Regions from separate parts of the Homo sapiens genome. Here region 1 is linked to region 2. A link is a loop called in an ENCODE intact Hi-C map of the cell type or tissue named here. Cell type or tissue: endothelial cell of umbilical vein. All regions are shown on one strand. Each heading gives the region's core, and the rest is flanking DNA. Links, peaks and the distances in the headings are about the cores only.

What was found. Hi-C counts contacts between places; a loop is a spot of excess contacts. Peaks named below come from ENCODE experiments on the same cell type or tissue, not always from the same donor. Only the 100,000 strongest peaks of a DNase experiment are listed, where the experiment ranks them.
Region 1: it touches region 2 in a loop (7-fold over the local background); 6 of 110 quality-filtered maps call a loop at or near these places.

The regions. Positions count from the first base shown.
Region 1 is chr10:103,415,218-103,418,125 of GRCh38, forward strand. It overlaps PDCD11 (programmed cell death 11), which reads left to right. Exons shown (of 36, transcript NM_014976.2): 13 at 1,274-1,525; 14 at 2,575-2,715. Among named protein-coding and RNA genes, the nearest start is that of PDCD11, 20 kb to the left of the region's middle. In endothelial cell of umbilical vein, for the core only: a CTCF peak has its summit at 1,830 (motif pointing right); a DNase peak (open chromatin) is centred at 1,824.
Region 2 is chr10:103,541,653-103,544,560 of GRCh38, forward strand. The region is part of intron 1 of NEURL1 (neuralized E3 ubiquitin protein ligase 1); the gene reads left to right. Among named protein-coding and RNA genes, the nearest start is that of NEURL1-AS1, 26 kb to the left of the region's middle. In endothelial cell of umbilical vein, for the core only: a CTCF peak has its summit at 1,252 (motif pointing left); a DNase peak (open chromatin) is centred at 1,259.

The sequences.
Region 1 (2,908 bases), core at 311-2,810, 130 kb before region 2:
TTCTGCCTTTTTCCACAAAGTGAGTGTGTAATGTCTGTAGTGTGTCTTGTGCTGTACCTGGCATTGGGAAGAGAAAAGTGAGTCCCCGTTTTGTGTAGTATAATTGGGAGTTAAAATATTCATACGTGATGAGAGAGCAAGCCAGCCTGTGATCTTTTGCCATGTGGCTTGGTGCAGGTTGTGTGCTGTGGTCACACCTGAGAAAGGGGAGGTGAGGGTGGGCTGGAGCAGCCAGAATTGTTGACGTTATCAGTAGCGACTGCCACGAACAGGACTGCCACGAACAGGTATTCCGTGCCAGTTTCTATGCTAGGCATGTGACAAGCATTATTTCATTTAATCCTTGAAACAACCCTAACAATTAAGCACTATTATCTTCATTTTGCGGGTGGGGAAATTAAAGCTTCGGAAAGCCAACCGTCTTGCCCAGAGTCACACAGCTAATACATGGCAGAACAATTCAGCTCTGTATGACAATAATGTTTTCTAGATTTCTGGCAGAGGTGGAACTTGAAAGGATAGGTAGGATTTGGAAGGTTGGGGAGAGCAAAGGTTGTGTTCTAGGCACAGAAATAGCCCTGGCAAAGCTGCCAAAACATGGGTGATTTATGACAAAGGCTCGAATCCGAAGGAAAGCTTCATAGGGTTGTGAAGATCCAACATGATGATGCACACAAGAGTGCTCCACGGGCAGGCACTCAGCATGTTAGATTTTCCGGTATTCAGTTTATCTCATCGTTATTGACTCAGCAGAGGTAATGATTGCCCATTGGTGCAAAATTTTACAGTAGTGGGATCAAGGGTTAAAAATACTTTTTCTGTCTTTAAGGAGATGACCTTCTGAAGGGGTGAAAGACAGTTGCATCTCCATCTTATTTCATAGCTAATAAACGGCAGTACTAAGGTGGTAAATTGGTTCATCATTGGTTCTGTTAGACTAGATGCAAAGCCCACTAGGAAGGAGCCAAGATGGTGTAGAAGTTAGTGTAACCAAGACTCCATAGAGGTGATGTAAGATAATTAATGTTGCTTCATGGTCAGGAGAGGGTAGTTTGCAGCAATTTATGGGAGGAATTACATTTGAAATAGTGATTTGTATGCTCCAGATTGTCATACAGCAGGAAGAATCTGCCACTGAGATGATTAGAGGAAAAGCTATAGCAGGTTCTTGGGGAATGGCCCCGTGGCTTTTGGGTTTAAGAGGTTGCAGAGACCAGCTCAGTGGCTCTCATGATAACAGATAACTTGATGACAGCCTGTGTCCCTCCCCTAGGTTTTGCTTTGTGACCCTGAAGCCAAGAAGCTGATGATGACCCTGAAAAAAACCCTGATTGAGTCCAAACTACCTGTCATTACCTGCTATGCCGATGCCAAGCCTGGTCTGCAGACACATGGCTTCATCATCAGGGTCAAGGACTATGGCTGCATTGTGAAGTTCTACAACAATGTGCAGGGACTGGTGCCCAAGCATGAGCTCAGTACTGAGTATATCCCTGACCCGGAGAGAGTTTTTTACACTGGCCAGGTAACCCTTCCCCTAGACAGGTCCCCTTTACCCTTGGTGACCCCACAAACACAAATATGAAGGAGCAGTAAGTAGTGGGGCTGCCTTTAGGAGGCTGAGGAAGAGAGCACATGGGGCAGTGGGTGTGAGCCGGCTAAATGGAGGAGACGGGGAACAGAACAGAGAGAAAGCCTCAGCGGGGTTCAGCAGAAGCTGGCAAGCTGATGGATCTCAGGCACGCATGGAAGAGGTCAGTCTTTACTTGTAATAAACCTGTGCCTCTCATATCGGAAATTGTTTTGAGGTCACTGTCACCACATGGGGGCAGTGCTGTAAAACTAGTAAGTCTTGGTATCACTAGGAAAAGCATTTTTTTATTCCTTTAAACGACTTTAAACAGATAGATAATAATTGTACATATTTATGGGGTACAATATGATATTTCTTTTTTCTTTTCCTTTTTTTTTTTGAGACAGAGTTTCCTCTGTCACCCAGGCTGGAGTGCAATGGCGTGATCTCAGCTCACTGCAACCTCCACCTCCCAGGCTCAAGTGATTCTCGTGCTTCAGCCACCCAAGTAGCTGGGACTACAGGCATGTGCCGGCATACCCGGCTAATTTTTGTATTTTTAGTAGAGATGGGATTTTGCCATGTTGGCCAGGCTGGTCTCGAACTCCCTGGCTTCAAGTGATCAGCCTGCCTTGGCCTTTCAAAGTGCTGGAATTACAGGCCTGAGCCACTAAGCCTGGCCACCATGTGATATTTCAATACATGCTTACAATGTGTAACGATCAAACCAGGGTAATTAGCATCTCCATCACCTCAAAAAGAAAAATAATTTTTAAGACTTGGATTGTACAAAAAAAGTTACTTATGTCTTCCATTTATCCCAAAGGCTGCCCTGGGGGATTGTGTAGCTCTCAGTGCATTTCTTCTTTTCACTGCCTCCTGATCTGATCCAAAGGCTCGGTAGATCTCCCAAGTCCTCTGCAGCAGTAGTGGAGGGCACGTTGCAGGGCCTGCAAGGCTTGCTGGGAGGAGTTGGCCAAGCCTGTGTGGTTTCTTGCCAGGTGGTGAAGGTTGTCGTATTGAACTGTGAGCCATCCAAAGAGAGGATGCTCTTATCCTTCAAGCTGTCGAGTGATCCAGAGCCAAAGAAAGAGCCTGCAGGACACAGTCAGAAGAAAGGAAAAGCCATTAACATTGGGCAGGTACGTGGACTTCTCTGGACAAGCTATTTTATGTTACAGTGGCAGAGAGCAGGGAACCACTAACACATGGCATATTGGAACCCACGAAGCGGAAAGATAGAGGTAGCTAGATAAGATTTTGGGGCTAGAGGGGTTCATACGCATTCCTTCCTGTGTGTCAGAACAAATGGAAGCTGTCCCTGAAAGTCCTGTT
Region 2 (2,908 bases), core at 109-2,608:
CAGTGGAAGATCCAGAGGCCCATTTTCCTGGATGACATGGGGATGACTGGGGTGAGGGACATGAGAAGGTGACTGCTGTTGTCTCAGGCCTATCTATTGCAATAACAAATGCTGGCCTGCACTGACTTAAGCAGTAAGGAGCTGTACTATGCAGAAAACCGGATGTCCCAAGGTGGGTGGCTTTCAGGGTTGGCTGAGTCAAGGCTGTAGGATGAAGTACTTCCCATCTCTCTACTCTGCCATCCTTGGGTTGGTTTCCTTCTAGACCAGTAGTGACATGGCCATGGTGGTCCCAGGAATTGCAGCAGGACACAGTGATATCTGGAGAAAGGAGAACGACCCCTATGTTCTGTGGAGCAAGGATCCCTTTCTCAGAGGGGTTCCAGCACATTTCCCACTGCTGGGAAATCTATGCCTCATTGGCCAGAAGTGGGTCACCTGGCCATTCTTGACCATGTCACTGAGAAGGGGAATGAAACCATTGTGATTGGCTTATTGCCAGGGTATGGCACGCTGGCTGTATGTGAGAATTGCTTGGGGAGCTGGGCCCCACACTTCAGATTTCTCTATGAATTGGTCTAGCGTGGATACTGGGCATCAGTAATTGTTTTTGTTTTTGGTTTTTTTGAGACAGAGTCTCTCTCTTGCCCAGGCTGGAGTACAGTGGCGTGATCTCTGCTCACTTCAGCTTTGACCTCCTGAGCTAAAGCGACCCTCTCATCTCAGCCTTCCAAGTAACTGAGACTACAGACACACACCACCATGCCCAGCTAATTTTTATTTATTTTTTTGTAGGGACAGGGTCTTGCTATGTTACCCAGGCTGGTCTCAAACTCCTGGGCTCTAGTGATCCTCCTGCGTCAGCCTCCCAAAGTGCTAGGATTACAGGTGTGAGCCACCACACTTGGCTCTACCAGTAATTTTATTACCTCCTAGGTGATGCTGATGTGCAACCAGGGCTGAGAACTGCTGTTGTCTTGGGGTGGTGTAGATGTTGGGCATCAGCCACCATGTCCATTACAGTCACTTACTAGTTTTTTGTGGCTTAGACAAGTCACTTACCCTCTTTCAGCTTTGGTTTTCTCATCTGTAAAATGGGGTCTGGCAATAGTTACCTCCTGTGCTTCCTGGGAAGACTGAAACAGTTCGTGAGTGCTCGTAGGCTTTGCAAACTGTAAGTCACTGACACCCGGGGGCTGGCTGCTTATCATTCTTATTCAATTTGGAGGGAAAGCACAGCTCCCTCTGCTGCCAAGAACAGCCAGGGCAGAGATTTCTCTTGAGCACAGCTTCCTGTCATTAAAACAAAAAAACGAAAGAGAAGGGAAAACGACAGACTGGGAAGCCACAGGCAATTGCAGTGGGCTTTTTTCTTCTTGGAAGGCGTGGGTTTGAAGGCGCTGCTATAAATGGTTTATGCAAATGAGCTGGAGGCGCTCTGTCCCCTGCCGCTTTAATCCGGGAGAAGCTGGGAGGGAGCCAGGCACAAGGTTTTCCGCCCCTCCTCCCTGTAGTCCTGCAGTGGGGTGGCTGGGGGCAGGCAGATGCTCTTCTGCTGCCTCCAGGGAAGATGGTCAGATAAGGCTCTGCACTCTGGCTCCCCCATGTTCCAGGACACACCTGGCTGCGTGGCTTCTTGGCTCTTTCTGCTCGAGTGAGCACAGGCTAGTGCTGCCAATAGTACTGCAGGAACAAGGAGGGCCCCCACTGGTGCTGCGAGGTCACGGCCAGGCAATCTGTCACCTTTGGGTCTCACTGGGTCCACAGGGACCTGGGGCACTGGAGAGGAGCAGAAGGGGGAAGAGTAAAGAGCCCGCACCATCGGCTCCAGGCTTTCATCTTCCCTCCCTCCTCCTCCTCTTCCTCTTTTCTTCCTTTCTTCATGAAATCTACTTTGAGCATTATGGAGTGACCACCTTGTCAGATGCTAAGGATCTAGAGATAAAAAGATACCTTTCTACCTTCAGGGTGCTCCCAGTATGGGAAGGGCCTCCTGCCATGGCTGCAGGGCTGGGGCTGCACAGAGGACTGGCTGGACAGCCTTGGAGAGGGATAGTCTGGTCTATTCCATCCCAGGGCATTGGGATGATCTCAGAGGAAAGGCTCTTCTGAGCTGGGGGCTGAAGGTGAGGTGGGAGTGTTTGTGGGACCAGTGCCAGGGAGGGGCACTCCAAGGAGAGGGACAGTGTTCAAAAAGCAACAGACAAGTGATGTGCCATGTTCTAGAACACAACTGGCTCGTGTGCATGGAGCATAGGTACATGGGGTGGGGTAGGGGGGGTCATGGAAGGTGAGGCCAGACACATGGGCTGGGGTCAGTTCACAGAGGACCTTGAATAATCCCCAAAGTGGGGGTCGAGTTTATCCTGATGCTCGGGAGCCACAGGAGGTAGAGGGCTGAGTCGGGCAGAGATGCCCGCCTGGCAGCCCTGCAGAGGGGGACGGAGGCTGGAATGATTGTCCAGAGCAGGATGATGCTGGGGGCCTGAACCATGGGCAGAGCCAGGGGAGGGAAGGAGGGGATGGATTTGAGAAGGACACGGTGACCTCTTGGATGGGGAATCTGGGCTGACACCAGATTTCCGGCCTGGATAACAGAACTCAAGGGATAAACTGGGCCCTGGAACCTTGGGGGTGCCCATGTTGGGTGGGGCCAGGAGGAGGACTGAGAAGCAGTCACTTCCAGTGAAGAATGTGCCGCTGGCCCATCCTGGGTTTCCCACCAGACCCTGGTGGAAGGGGGAATGGGAGAAGGAGCTGCTTCTTCAGACAGTTTAGAAATTCTTGATTGCCTCCCCCCAAATGATCCCCATCCCACATTCCTGATTCAGGGAACTCCTGGTTCAGAGATAAAGTGAACCAGTCCAAAGCCTCTATTTTACAGGTGTGAAAACTGTGTCCCGAGAGG